Regions from separate parts of the Homo sapiens genome. Here region 2 is linked to region 1. A link is a loop called in an ENCODE intact Hi-C map of the cell type or tissue named here. Cell type or tissue: PC-3. All regions are shown on one strand.

Region 1 (8,000 bases):
TTATTCTGTTATTTCAGAGTTTATAAATCATTATTTTTTATTAAATACCATTAACTTTGGTGAGGCTCCACAGTCTACTGATTTCTGGAGAAGTATTGGGCAAACTGAAATAAAATGGAGCTCCATGGACAGGTTCATCAGGATCAACAGCTAAAATGTCGGTATACCCCATTTTTGGTTTGCAAATGACTACATATTCTTGAAGTATTTCTGGTGGATTATCATTTACATCTTCAATGTTCACAGCAAGTGTTCCAGTACATGATCTATCATCTAAGGAGACAGGAATAAGGTTTAGTGTTATTTTAAAATTCTTTCATAGTTTCTTAAAGAATAAAAAGTCAATTATATTCTATACATGATCTGTTTTTAAATAAACTGATTATTAAAGGAAATGATAAATAAATAAGAACATAGACAGATAAATAGAATCTGCAGCTAATTTGAAATGACTATTGCTACTGATAATATCAGATACAACTGTCAATAAATCTTTTACCAGAATTACTACCAAATAAAAATAAATGTCTGAATTTCAATCTCTATTTTTGGGGGTTCCAGGTGCCACATGTTAGTAAGCAGTAAAGTGGTTACAGATAAGATTTCTAATCCCAGTATATATTCAAACCACTAGGAAGATTTTTTTAAAATATAAGATTCCTAGGCTCCACAACCGGATATTCTGATTCAGTTAGTCTAACAAAGTATCTACAGATTAATATTTTTATTTTAATGTGAAGACAAGGTTGAAAAACTCTAGGTTACTTTAAGGAACAGAATTCAAGAAAAGGATCATTTTGACCTAATATGCAGCTGAACTATATAAAAGCTCAATTTAAAGTGACACAAACGGATGTGGAAGAGTCTGATGAGACCATTTTATCTAGTTTTAGATTTCAGTTTTATTTTTGTCCTCTAGCATAGAAATACATAAGAATTTAAGGTCCTGCCCTATTGGGGATATAAAGATAAATAAAACACGGCTTCTTGTCACCAAACAGTTTCACCTTGTTAGATAATTAAGAGAGACAGAAAGAGTCTTTAAAGTAATTTCAAAGAATTCCATACACTTACCACCAAAATAAATCTGCATAAGAATAATTACATTTTATTCTCTAATTCCTTTATAGAATACCAGATTAAAACTTTTTTTTTACCTTTGTCTATTGCCAGGACTGTAATATTATACAACTCATTTTTGGGAGTTTCAACCTCCCTATCCAGGATTTTGGAAGTTATGATTGACCCTGAAATTTCATCAATGGTGATCCAACCTTTAGGATCATGCAATTTTTTGTACCTGTTAATAAAAAAAAAATAGTCTTTAGCATCAGAAAATGTTTTCAAATAAGTTACTATCTCAATGATTACAAATACATTATTAGTATGTGGTTATAGATTTATTTTTACCTTAAACCATTGCCATTTCTATTTTCGGGGTCATATGCCTTATAGCCGTTGATCTTTGACCCCACTGCTAAGTTTTCTTTAATCCGCACATATTGGGCTGCAGGAGTGCATTCAGGCCCCTCATCCAGATCCCTCACATGAACTGTAACCAAGGCTCTGTTCAAGGCTGTCACTCTGGGAATATCTCTAGCAAATGGCGCTTCATTGTTTACTCCAATTTCCAGGTTCACTTGACGGTTTTCTTCATAATTCAGTGGCTTTAAAATAAAGTCCATGTATATCAGTGTCAGTGTAAAATACATCTGGCATTTCAAATGGCAAGTGAACATTTGTCATCCTGACCAGTGCTGCATAAATTCTATGTTCACATGTTGTTAATACTGACTTTTATCCCTTGCTAAACAGAGAGTGGATCCCGTGCTAAGCCTCTACCAAGAATGGTCCAACAACTTCTGCAGGTAGTTTCATAGAGTTGGACAAACGAAATTCCGGAAATATTTTCATATTTCACTCTTACTAAGGAAAATTACTCTGATTCAAAAAGTAATGCAAACAGATGACAGTATTCTTATGGTCCTGCTTGGAGCACTGTCTAACAGGCTGGGCTAACGGTCATCTGAGTATGGGAAGTTGCCTTTATTTGGCTTATCAGTTACTACTGACTATGGCCCAGGCATTTTATAACTCTTGTAAAGTTTGATGTTGACTTTCACAAAACCAAAAGGTGCAATGATTTCATTTTCTGTCTCATAGAAAAGATATCTCCAGTATTTTATTTTCTTTTATTTTATTTTTGAGACAGAGTCTTGCCTCATTCTGTCACCCAGGCTGGAGAGCAGTGGCGCAATCTTGGCTTACTGCAACCTCTGCCTCTTTGGTTCAAGCGATTCTCCTGCCTCAGCCTCCCATGTAGCTGGGACTACAGGCACGTGCCACCATAATCAGCTAATTTTTGTATTTTTTTCTTTAGTAAAGATGGGGTTCTGCCATCTTAGGCTGGTCTCGAACTCCTGAACTCAGGTGATCCACCTCCCTTGGCATCCCTAAATGCTGGGATTACAGGCGTGAACCACCATGCCCGGCCCCAAATGTGTGTTTTAATTGCCCTCTAAGGCATCTAACTGAGCCATCTAATTGCTGCTTTTCTTTTATCAAAATCCATCCAGAGTCTCATTTCTTCTTAGGAATCAACTTGTCTTTTTGCTGGTTCCTTCATGAATGAGTTAAAACCTTTATCCATCCATGCCCACTACCTGTTTTTATGAAAATTACATTTTTGAAAACTTGAGAATTATACTTTGGCATTGTCTATAATTTATCCAATGAAACATTCACAGTGGATACACAGAGGAGTAAGGGAAATACTATGTGATTGATTTTAATTATCATTGAATCTAAGGCACTACTCTAACAGTGAAAATAAACTCACTAAATCCTCATGACATTATGAAGTAAGTATTATTGACCTCATCCTCATTTTACAGAGCAGAAAACGGGAAAAGGAGATAAACTGATTTTTTTTTAAGACCAAAAGATAATCATTTGAGCTTGAATTTGAAGCCAGGTAGTCTGACCTGAGTCCATTTCCTTAGCCTACGCTATAATCCCTCTGCTATCGTGTGCTGCTTAATTGGCTCACTGATCTCTAAAAAATTTCCAAATCAATCTTTGACTAAAATTCAGTTTTAGATAACAAATCAAGTAAAACCCATAAAACATTATGTTACACTGTACTATAAAGTTGAAGCACTTTTTCTTCAATTTCTCTTTCTGCTTATCAAAACAATCACTGGCTAAACATTGAACAAAATCAAAACTGGTGAATAAAATTATTTTAAATCTTTCTCCACACCTAGGTATTAACAGAGTAAGACATTAGTATCACGAGTCCACTAAAAAGTCAAGAAAGTTTCTGAATCTTAGAATCTACAAAACATATGTAAAACCTTTTTTTATTTTGTATGTATATCCCACAAACTGGAGAGTCAAGGAAAAAAATATTAATATCTGTTCGTTTGATGCTGATGAATACTGTTTCACACATTTCATGTGCTGGTGTGATCACACAGAGAGTAAGAGCAACTGCTGGCAATGAGAAATGGATGGAAATTTAGAGAACAGCTGCTGCACTGGAGGAGGTGCAACTATTCAATCCAGAAACACTCGCTGAAGCCTTGGAGTTTCTTTGTCCCATTTTTCGAGGCTTAAGATGGATATTGTTTTAGTAGCTTAAAACTCTCCAAAATTAAAAATCTGGTGAGATGAAATCCTAAAGATTAATGGGATTAGTTAATCTCATTAATTAATAGGAAAGCCTGTAAATTCTCTTCCACCTCAGGGTACGTTTTTGTTTCGCCACTTAAAAAAAGTGCTTAAAAATATCCCACATCTGCACTGAGATGTTAACAACTCCCTAGAAAATGTATAGTTGTGGAAATGGAGCTGAGGACTCTCCATGTTGAGAAGGACCAAGAATAATACTATCCTCACTCAAGCCCATATGCGTCACTGCTGCTGCTCCAATGGACAGAAGCCACTGAGGTGGAATGAGTTTACCCAGAACACAGCAAAAGCCTGTATCACTCATGCTTTGTGGTTACAGAAAAGTTATCTATTTTGGAACATTATAACACTAGTCTCAAGGACATAGCATAACTTTTTAAAATAAAATAATAATATCCCACAGTTTACCAAGTGCTGTTACGTTCAATATTATATTTGAAGAGCTATTAGGGAGGCAGAAAGAAGTATTGTTCCCATTTTACAGATAACACAGAGGCCAACTTTCCAAGATCACACAGCTGTGGAAAACAATTTAACATAGTGCTTGACAGCGTATAGTTAGAGTCAAAGAGCTAGGTTCAAATTCTGTCTACACTACATCCTAGCTGTGTGGCATTGGGAAAGTTATTTAGTCTCTTTAACTCTTCTCTTCTGTGAAATTGTTGTAAGAATGACATTTAACACTACAGCATAAAATAAGGCTTTACACTAAATTCTGAGTAATCTCTCAAGCTGTCACAGAGGCGAATGAAGGGAATAAATGCTGTATGTTTTTGTTAACAGCCAATATATTGCAATAAAAGGAGACGCTAACTAGTAAGACAATGTTTGCAAGCTTTATTCAGCTAAAAGTATACCAGAGCAATTCTTGGTTTGGCCTACTGATTACTTAACTCTTTGAGGTATAAAGGAATGAATAACATGCACTCTTTCCCTGGATATAATTCTGACTAGCAAGGAAGAACCAGGGCATTGGAAGAGGAGGATTCCTTTAGAGTTAACAACATAGTGATGTCATTCTTTAATCAGTACTCAAAAGGTTAGTCATCATTAGGTACATAGCCTACATGACAGAAACATGGATTTTGAACACCATGATTATACAGTGTTTGATTTTCAAATAAAAGATGACTCACTGAGATTAAAAAGTACTTAAAGATGCCAGGCACGGTGGCTCACGTCTGTAATCCTAGCACTTTGGGAGGCCAAGGCGGGCGGATTGCCTGAGCTCAGGAGTTCGAGACCAGCCTGGGCAACACGGTGAAACCCCATCTCTACTAAAATACAAAAAATTAGCCGGGCATGGAGGCATGCGCCTGTAGTCCCAGCTGCTTGGGAGGCTGAGGCAGGAGAATTGCGACAGCAAATTCCAAAAAAAAGAAAAAAAAAAAAAAAGTACTTAAAAGTACTCCATCTCCAAAAAAAAAAAAAAAAAAAGTACTTAAAGACATGATTTAACCACACAATCACAACTCTTTCCCAAGGAAAAGAATAAGATACTTTCAAAGACTAGCATGGCTATCAAAGGAGCCCTGTGATAATAATTCAGCTTTTCTAAGGGTTTGGATAAAATATGAAAAGGATAACACAACATGGCAAAAGCAAATTTTATTAATCAAAATGTTAGCAGACTATGAATGACTCAAAGGAAAAGAGGAGGTACGATTAGCAAAGGAGCTAGTAATGTCAGAAGAAAAATATAATTTAAAAAGTAAACTCCCAAAAGTAGAAATGAATTAAGGTTGCAAGAAGAGAAGATCCTCTTGTGCAAATGAAGTAATGGCTTTATCAAGCTAAGTAACTCAAGTATGGAAAAGAGGCGACATAAGAGAAGCAAGGATACCAAGCCAGAAGGAGAACAGCTCAGGGATTATGAATAAGAGCTCCCCACCAGAGAGATCTGGGTTTGTATCTTGGCTGTATGAACAGAGTTATCTCTCCTAGATAGTCTGGACATTCAACACCTGACTGTGGGGTACAAATCACCTATCCTAGCTGTATGGACTGCAGCATGTTATTTCTCTTTGATTCAGTCTACTCATCTGGAAATGAGAAGAATTAGAATAACAACCACATGGGCTTGTTTTGGAAAGATAAATAAATCTTTTAATTCAATGTTTTTTGGGAAGTTTTGTGGGACACTGTTTCAGAGATGGAAAAAAAGAAGGAAATAAATTAGTTTTATGAAGCAAGCATAAAATTGATAGTAAAAACTTAATAGCAATTATAGAAAAGGAAAAACTATGGTAAATCCTTTTTGTGGATATGGATGTAAATCCTAGACAGAAATTAGACAAAACAGCTGAAAAAAATGAAATTACAATCTTGGCTATGACTTAGGAGAAAAATGCTAATTCTCTCCTACTCTTTCTATGAAATTAATATAATTGTAAAAACATCAAAAGAGATATTTTTAAACTTAGGAGCTGATTTGAAAGTTCACATGGAAGAACAAACAAGGAAGATATTCATAAGAAAAAAATCCACAAAGGAAGATCACTAGGTAAGAGTGGCATGGAACACTGCAAATACTAAAATGCATATTATACATTTGATATTCTTAAATAGCTAGCAATAATACAGCAGCATATAGATGCTAATTAATAAACAATAAATTAACGGTACAAAAGAGAATGTCAATAACAAACTCAAATATACATGTATCTTATTTTATGACAAAGAAAATATGTCAAAACATGAATTGGAACAGATACAAAAACTAAAATTTGATTCATATCACAATTGTTCTAGGATAAATTTCATACAGATCAAAAATTTAACTGGATAGATAATTAAACAATAATAATGTAGAAGAATTTCAGATAAAATGCTTTCATAATGTCAATACCATGATAATGACACAAATCTCACAACCACAGAAGCCTCTGATAAATTGTGACCAAGCAAGCCCTGCCAACAAAACAAATCCTGGAGGTCAAAAACCAACACAAGCAAACTTATAAAACAATAAAAATTGGTAAAAATATTTGCAAAAATATTTCCTTCCGTAAAACTCTTATAAATAAATAGTTAATAGATAAGAAGAGCAAAACATAGAAAGCTGGCTAAAAGACAGGACTAGTGAGCTTGAAGATATAAAATATATTCAATGGCGTCTTCATATAAAAGGAATGCTCAGCTACACTGAAACACCATTTTTTTGCTATTCAACCGATAAATATCAAAACTTGATAATATAGTTGGCAATTATTTTACAACAGGCATGTGTGTACATTTCTGATGAGCATGTCAACATGCACAACCTTTCTGGAGGACAATCAGGCAATAAAGCAACCACAGAAAAAAATAGCCATGTCCTTGACTAAGCAATTCCATTTCTAGAAATTTATCCTACATTTACATTGTAGTATATTCATTGTAGTATATTTTGAAATAATAAAAAAATTAGAATTTCCATTGATATGGCCTAAATTTCCATTTATAATGAACTAGTTAAATAATAATTTACATTCATATGATGGATATTTTACTGTAATGTCTAAAATAGATAGCTGTAAAAAATGGCAAAACTGTTTACATACTAATATGTAATGACTTCAGGGAAAAGTTGTTGAATGAAGAAAAGCACAGAATAAGGAATACAGAATATCCATAGGTGTGGTCTAAACTTCCATAGATATGGAACTGGTTAAAAAAATATGGTATGTCCATACCATACCATGAAATATTTCCAATGTATATATAATGAACTCAAGAGATATGTTAATTGAAGTAAAATGTATTTGTTTTTAAAAAAGAAACATGATAAGATTACTTAAACATGTTTGTGTATATATAAAATACCTTTTGAATAATACACAGGAAACAGGTGGCATGTATTAATTCTTCCAAGCAGAGCTGAGTGGCTGACAGACCAAGTAAAAGTGAGACGTTTTACACCATGTTTTTTGTTTCTTTTGAACTTTGAATTTTTGTTTCTTTTGAACTTTGAACTAATGGACTGCTTACTGAAAATTTGAAAATTACTGGCCTTATTAATAAATAAATGTAATAAAGAATCTATTGACATTTAAAACAATTAAATGAGATACTATAGGTTAAGCACTTGGCAAAGTGTCTGGCATTTAGTAAATAATAAATGTTAGCCATTATTGTTAATTTGTGTTTAACATGAAGTATGAATTTGAGAATATAATTAGATTTCATGACAAGGGGCTGCAGATGTAATATATTCTGTGACATATTGAATACAAACTGCCTTGTGGGCTTAATGAGGTATGGCATGCAGTAATGGAAAGATAATTAATTTGGGAACAAAATAGACCAGGTTTGTGTTCCGGGGTGGA
Region 2 (8,000 bases), 230 kb after region 1:
GCGTAGCCAACATGGTGAAACCCCGTCCCTACTAAAAATACAAAAATTAGCTGGGTGTGGAGGTGCACACCTGTAATCCCAGCTACTCGGGAGGCTGAGACAGGAGAATAGCTTGAACCCGGGAGGTGGAAGTTGCAGTGAGCCAAGATCGTGCCACTGCACTCCAGCCTGGGCGACAGGGTGAGACTCCATCTCAAAAAAAAAAAAATTTTTTTAGAGATGAGGTCTCGCTATGTTGTCCAGGCTGGTCACAAACTCCTGGGCTCAAGTGATCCTCCTGCCTCAGCCTTACAAAGTGCTGGGATTATAGGTGTGAGCCATCGTGCCCAGCCAGGCTCAAGGAGGACCAAAGAGGACTTTGGTCTTCACAACAATCTTATGAGTTAGATAAAATTATTACTTCACATTTCAGATGAGGTACTTGAGACTTGGCTACACTGAGTAGCTTTCTTGAAGTCATACAACCAGTAAGTGGTAGAGGCTTATTTGAACCCAGGCAGGCTCTCTTTCCAGAGTTGGTGTTCTTAACCATTGATAGGCTGCCTTCAAGGACGTCCATTATTGAGACCTATGCAACACTTTGGAATCCTTAGCGAAAGACAGACTAATAGTCATAGGAAAGGAGTGGAATTTGTTAACATTAGGCATCTATATTTAGTTACTATATTATGAATTGTTCTTCAGAAGCAAAGCACTTACTGGGTAATGGTAGGCATTTACAACTGCTTTTTCATAAAGAGATGAGCATGAAAGGAACCAAAGCATTATGTTATACCCCATGAGCCTGCTGAAAGAGTAGGTGAGCCTGCCTTTCTCATTCCCAGAACCCAAGTTACTGGTGTTGAAGAAGTGGGGCTGTATTTGTCTTTGTAGAGAAAATTCTAGTCCTCTGTCCCAAGCTTGACATTTTTTCCATTCATACTCTTCTTAATCATCATTTATATTCTCATGGAAACATGAAAAATCAGATAAAATGAATTTTAAATAAGCAAAGATATAGTTGCTTAAGTTAACCAATATAAACTAGAAATAATTTCCCAAATAAGGATGCATTCAGTATCACTTCATAACTTAAAGGTGTACTGCTCCATTTTACATTATTTTTATTTTTATTTTACTTTAAGTTCTGGGATACATGTGCAGAACATGCAGGTTTGTTACATAGGTACACATGTGCCATGGTGGTTTGCTGCACCTATTAACCCGTCATCTAGGTTTTAAGTCCCGCATGCATTAAGTATTTGTCTTAATGCTCTCCCGCCCCTCAACCCCCAATCCAACAGGCCCCCCAGTAGGCCCCAGTGTGCGATGTTCCCCTCCCTATGTCCATGTGTTCTCATTGTTCAGCTCCCACTTACGAGTGACAACATGTGGTGTTTGGTTTTCTGTTCCTGTGTTAGTTTGCTGAGAATGATGGTTTCCAGCTTCATCCATGTCCCTGCAAAGGACATGAACTCATTCTTTTTTATGGCTACATAGCATTCCATGGTGTATATGTGCCACAGTTTCTTTATCCAGTCTGTCATTGATGGGCATTTGGGCTGGTTCCGAGTCTTTGCTATTGTAAATAGTGCCGCAGTAAACACACGTGTACATGTGTCTTTATAGTAGAATGATTCACAATCCTTTGGGTACATACCCAGTAATGGGATTGCTGGGTCAAATGGTATTTCTAGTTCTAGATGCTTGATGAATCGCCACACTGTCTTCCACAATGGTTAAACTAATTTACACTCCCACCAACAGTGTAGAAGCATTCCTATTTCTCCACAGCCTTGCCAGCATCTGTTTTTTTCCTGACTTTTTAATAATCGCCATTCTGACTGGCATGAGATGGTATCTCATCGTGGTTTTGATTTGCATTTCTCTAATGACCAGTGATTACTAAAACCAAATATATCCAAATTCTAAGAAAAAGCCTTTACCATCCTTTTTTCCCTCGTGTTTTCTTTCTTTCTCACAAGATGCCCCGCTTAACTTCAACATAACATAAATGCATTCAGCACCTTGAAACCTCATGCTGTGTTTGCAAAGCATCATTATGGTGGCCCAGATTTCTACTCTTACCTTCTTCTTTAAAATTGTCCACTCTTTTTTCTTTTCTTCAAAACTCCCTTTTCTCAGGGAGATTGATACATCATACAGTCTCTGACTTAGAATGTTTTGACTTAGGTTTTTTCAGTGTTAAGATGACAGAAAGCAATATGCATTCTGTAGAAACTGTACTTCAAGTATCCATACAAAAATTTTGTTTTTCACTTTCAGTACAATATTCATTAATCACATAAGATTTTCAACACTCTATTATAAAATAGGCTTTGTGTTAGGTGATTTTTGCCCAACTGTAGGCCAATTAAGTGTTCTGAGCATGTTTAAGGTAGATGAGGTTAAGATATGATGTTCAGCAGGCCAGTTATAGTCAATGCATTTTCAACTTAGGATGGGTTTATTGGAACATAACCCCACTGCAAACTGAGGAGCATCTGTATCCAGCAGAAAATAGGTCTCAATAAAATAATTCATACTAAGGTGTGAATGAAATAATTCACACTAAGATATGAATAACTAAAAATGCTACTAGCTATATGTAAAGTGCACTGCCTTTAAAGTCAGACAGACTCAAATTTGAATCCCGTCTTTTCTCCCATTTACTAACTAGGAGGTTTCTCTAAGTCTCAGTTTCTTCATCTCTGTAGAATGGTAGGAATGACACCTCGGAGGTTTGTTGCAACAATTAAATATGACCATATTTATGCAAAGTATAGTGCCTGGACACTCTGGATTACAAATACATGCCATTTATCTTTTAACTTGAGTCTACGACAATATTTAAACATACTAAAGAAGGAATTTGCTTGCACACCTCAATCTCAAATTGGTAGTGCTTAGGGGTTTTGTGTTTGTTTTTTTGGTTGTGGTTGTTGTTTTGAGACAGGATCTCACTCCATCGCCCCAGCTGTAATGCAGTGGTGCCATCATGGCTCACTGCAGCCTAGACCTCCTGGGCTCAAGTCATCCTCCTGCCTCAGCCTCCTGAGTAGCTAGGACAATAGGTGTGCCCCACCATGCTTGGCTAATTTTTTTATTTTTTGTAGGGACAGGGTCTCACCATTGCCCAGGCTGGTCTTAAACTGAACTCAAGCGATCCGCTCACCTCAGCCTCCCAAAGTGCTGGAATTACAGACAAGAGCCATGACACTTGGCTCAAATGGTAGTGTTTTAGTGTCAAGTGTTGACGTCATTATTAGATCACCCAGATTATTCTACTTCACTCTACCATAGGCTTTACAGCTATTATTTGGTAGTATGGATATTCATAAAACACATGCTATAAAGAAAATAGCTTTAGAGGTAGTTAGCAATCCATGCAACAAACCATTGGCTGGATCACTTCCTGCTTCAGGCACCATGCTGTGGCCCTTGTTACAGATAAAGGCACCACAAGCTGTGGAAACAAGTAAAGTAAGCATCCAATCCAATCCTGTTGGAGAGGGGCTAAGCCAAGAGCCTTTAAAAATCATGTCAAAATTTTAATTTACTTGTTTTCTGTTTTCTTTACTTATTTTTATTTGTAAAAGACATGGTCTTACTATGTTGCTCAGGCTGGAGTGCAGTGGCATGATCCTAGCTCACTGCAGCCTCAAATCCTCGAGCTCAAGTGATCTTCCCACCTCAGCCTCCCGAATAGCTGGGTGTATTTTTTCAATTACACCTCTCCTTTTAAGATTTAGGTAAAAGATACATGAAGGCACAGAATTCCTGCCAAATGAAAGTTCCCAGAAAACCATGTGAAATGATGGTTGTAAAAGGATTTACTTCTTAGCTCTTTTTTTGTCTAAGCAAATTATATTCAAGTAAGAATAATACTTAAGAAATCAAGCATGCATATGCTTTGGTTTTTACAGTATAAGGAAGGTTGTTGATGGTGTGCATGTGCCCACACCTGTGTGTACAGTCTCCAAACAGGGCTTTATTGAGTAATATTTTGTCATGATTTTCCCACAGTAACAAATGGCATATTTCCAACTTATCTGCATTTATTCAGAGTTTAATAGCACCACATACAGAGAAACTTTAAATCTACCTTTTGAATGGGATGTTTGAGGAAAAGTTATATCATGTTCTTCAGTTCATTTTTAAATATAGTTTTTAAGGATGAAAATTAAAAGAAATCCCATTTACTTTATCAGAATATAAATTGTCTTTTCGCCGTCCTCTGTATGTATAATTTTTATGTAAAGTAAAATTCTGTCTTCAAATGTGGCAATATCTCTTTAAAAGTCTTCACCAAACAGCCAGCAAACCAGCTTAGCAACTTTCCTGGGTGGATTCTTAGGTGAATCATTAGCCTTGAGCAATGAAACTGTCCAGCAACACCTCCTTTTGAAAGCTTTGATCTGTCTGAGACTGCAGGAGTCACAAAAGAGGTGTTTGTTTCATGCAGCTTCAGAATATTGACAGGGAAAAAGAATCTCCTTTGTTTCAATGCACCAGCCTTAGGCACCCTGGCGGTGGTCTCTGCAATTGCACTGGATGGAGGTGGAGATGCGGGATTCTCCATTCCCAGGGGGCTGTTGCTGTCTCACTATCTGCCAGTCAGGAAATCTTTTCTAGTTTCTCAGACCCCACCTTCAAAAGCTGAAATTACATGACTCATATTTATTTTGATACCATCAAAGTTTTGCTGACAACATGAAATTTTTGCCTGCCCTGTATTAACAAGTATATTCCTGAAGTCATTAGAAAGATTCAGGCCTTGGGTAAGCACTTAGAAATAAAAACTTAATTTATTGTTTGCACTAGTTCCCCTCTTTTCCCCTCCTCAAGGTGGCTATTTGGGGATTAGCAAATTCTGTGACAAAAGATGGTCAAGTGTAGATACCTAGAAGAAGTCACATCCAGCAATTCCATCAAAAGAGCTCTCTAACCATGTTCCCATAGTGACATGTACCAATATCTTGGGTAAAGGGCACACAGGTGAATTAATTTGGTAGTGGATTTTTATAGACTGTACAATACACTTGACTCTTTGCCAAAATATGAGTGCCTAATTGCTGTGTCTTTGGTGAACATGCCAAAGATTCAGTGATTTTATTCACGTAGGAGGAGGAATGATTTGGGGGAGTAGTTTCAGTGGACAGGTTTTATTGTACTTACTAGATAATAAATTCTTTGAGGCAAGAAGAGTGTTATTGTACTTTTTGTATTTATCACAACACCTAATGAGGTGCCTGACTTATTGGCAATCAATTAATACTATCTAGACAAATGGACTTGAGCAGGTGACCACCTGAAACTAACTAGCACACAATAACAAACACTTGAGCTGCACAGAGACCCAGGTTCTTATCCTGATTCATTCATTTATTGTGGTTTTGGAAAATTTGTAAATCACTTAAATGTACAGGGATTTATGTCTTTTAAGGTATGAAAGCTATGCTGGATAGAGGTGCTTTCTGAAGTCTTTTTTTTTTTTTCATTCAACAAACTTTAGCGCAAAGTAAAAGAGACAATGTTTCTGCTTTCATGGAGTGTATACAATGGGTGAGGGGGTGGGAAGGAACAAGTAAAAAGCAAGGTGATTTCAGAAAGTATTAACTGCTGTGCAGACCATACAACAGGGGAAAGAGATAAAGAGTTAAATCCCCTAAGACGGTCCTGGCTGTTTGTTGGCTTTATTTTTAATTTCTCCTTTTTCTCTAAATAGAAATCAACAGACTTTCTTGAAAAGAGGACTTGATTATCAGAATCAACTGTGGAGTGTTTTACAAATAACAGGTTTTCAATGCTCTACAGATTTTACAGGGATGTAAACCAGAACCCTGAAAGCTCTAGTGTCTTCACAACAGTTCCCTTGAAAACACTGGTACTGCTAGGGGAATGAACAATTTACATATAAATAATTTATATTTTAGTTGTCTCTAAGTGTGAGACTGTAAGAAATTCATTTTGAAAACCACTCAAAGGTTTCCTGATTTTCATACTGTCCTTAGCCGATAAGCTCTTAGACTGATTTGACTTCTAAAATACCTTCTAACTTGAATTCATTTGAAAAGCCCGAAGTGTTAAAACTCATGGATTGAGATAAATAACCTTCCAATGGAGTCTAGCAAATTGGAAACTGGACTTGGTCTTTGATCTCAGGGAGGTACGCGTACTACAGACGGGTCATTGTGCTTGCCCAGACAGGACACGAGGTAAGACTTCCTTACTTAAACTTGACACATACAGCATGGTCAGAAACAGCAGATGGGGTCATTTGTTATCTTTAACACTGTACGCCGGCCCAAGTAGGGCAGGACAGTGGGAATCCCATAAAACAGAGCCAGCTTTCATGCTAGGAGCAGTACTGTAGTCACCCAATCATACGGCAGAAATAGTAAAGGTCATGCTTCCTCCACAGTGGTGAGGTGCAGCAGCTTCCTTGGCAAATGACTTCTGCGTACTCTCCCCACATGGAGGAGATTGGTCATGCAAAGTAGGTGTTTTCAGGGTACAGGAAAGCTTTCCAAGATTGCTTCTAGAAGCTATGGCAAATGTATTTTCAATTTAAATGTATCTTCCTATTATCAGCACTTTAAATTTGCCATTTATCAGAAAGGGCCTTTTTCCTCTTTTCCTTCCTGCATTTGTTTTCTGTGTAGGTTTGCTTTTTGTCTGTTTGTTTTGGCCTTTGAGGAATGTGACTTCCTAAGGTCACCCTGGAAAACAAAGAAGCAAAACAAAACAAAAAAAGAACTCCGTTTTCACTAAAATGGAGTCCGAAGATGTGGGTTCAGTGCTTTATCTGGCTGTCTCTGTAACCTGGGGATCACATTCGTCTCACAGGGAAAGTTTTGTGAAGATCAAATAAGAAATAATTTGGATATTGAAATGCTCCCCAAGGTTCAAAGACCTGCACATTTAGAATGCTTGGCAGCCCCTGGTCTTTTTGTGTGTGCTGCACTTGGGACATTTATCAGAATCTGAACACATCAGAAACTGACCCAATGATAGAAAAGAACTGGAACTAGGGGTGATCAGAATAACCTCCTGAGAAGGCCGTCCCAATGGAGAAAGGAGTTAGTGTCCTGAGCTTTGTGGTCCTGCACCAGCTCTTGGCTAGTCTGCTGCTGAAGTATTCTGTCAGACCTGAAGAAAAATAGAGGGCAATAAGAATCGGTACTGACAAACAGGCCCAGGCACCACACTCCCGAAGACCAACACCATAAACAATCTGCCTGGCAGGGTTAGAGTCTGTAGAGGCTGGGGAGGCAGTAGTACCCAGAGAAAAACAACTCGAAAGTGGAACCTTTTGAATAACAGCCCATCTCACAGTAGAGTCCTTTACACCAACAAAAACGAGTCTTGGTCAGTGTCTCTAACATACGTTTAATTTCCTAGACAAATCTTGCATCTCTTCATGATTTAGCTTCTTGTTTACAATGCAGCTTTCTTAAATGGAAAGGAAACTGCTGAATCTCAAATTGCTGTGTAGTTTGTCAGACAATGACATCCTTCACTGCCAGCGTTGAGCACACTCCCTTTTTAATCCATTTTGCCTGATGAAGCATAGCATTTTCTGCAGCCTTCTGAGCTGTTAAGAGAATATTTCAACTGCAAACACAAAGAAGAAATGTTTGAAGTGAAATGAACTATGGGCTAATCGGGAAGGGCTTGAATGAATGTCAAAATAAGAGCTCACCTACTGCACATTTTTAAAAAGAAGTCTATGTTAATGGAGTCAAAACACTGGCTTCAGTGTTTTATCTTTATTGATGAAATTACCACATTTGAAAAGTAAACACTATTTTATTTTATGTCTGATAGAAAATATATATACGCTATGGAAGAAATTTTGAAAATACAGAAAAGCAAAAACAAAATGATGAAATAAAATAATCTTTAACTTCCCACATTCAGATGTGAAGCACTGCTTATATTTTGTTTTTATGATACAAAAAGAAGTCTGTAATGCAAGCTGTCCTTCCCTTAGCAGTCTGACAAATGTATTGCATTGG

What was found. Hi-C counts contacts between places; a loop is a spot of excess contacts. Peaks named below come from ENCODE experiments on the same cell type or tissue, not always from the same donor. Only the 100,000 strongest peaks of a DNase experiment are listed, where the experiment ranks them.
Region 2: it touches region 1 in a loop (15-fold over the local background); 3 of 110 quality-filtered maps call a loop at or near these places.

Annotation. Positions count from the first base shown.
Region 1 is chr18:31,006,859-31,014,858 of GRCh38, forward strand. It overlaps DSC3 (desmocollin 3), which reads right to left. Exons shown (of 16, transcript NM_001941.5): 10 at 1,411-1,667; 11 at 1,158-1,300; 12 at 49-273. Among named protein-coding and RNA genes, the nearest start is that of DSC3, 32 kb to the right of the region's middle. In PC-3, no CTCF peak of the experiment used is centred here; a DNase peak (open chromatin) is centred at 4,763; H3K27ac peaks cover 613 bases.
Region 2 is chr18:31,237,649-31,245,648 of GRCh38, forward strand. The region is part of intron 1 of LOC105372049 (a long non-coding RNA gene); the gene reads left to right. Among named protein-coding and RNA genes, the nearest start is that of DSG1, 77 kb to the right of the region's middle. In PC-3, a CTCF peak has its summit at 4,515; a DNase peak (open chromatin) is centred at 4,373; H3K4me3 peaks cover 332 bases; H3K27ac peaks cover 2,990 bases.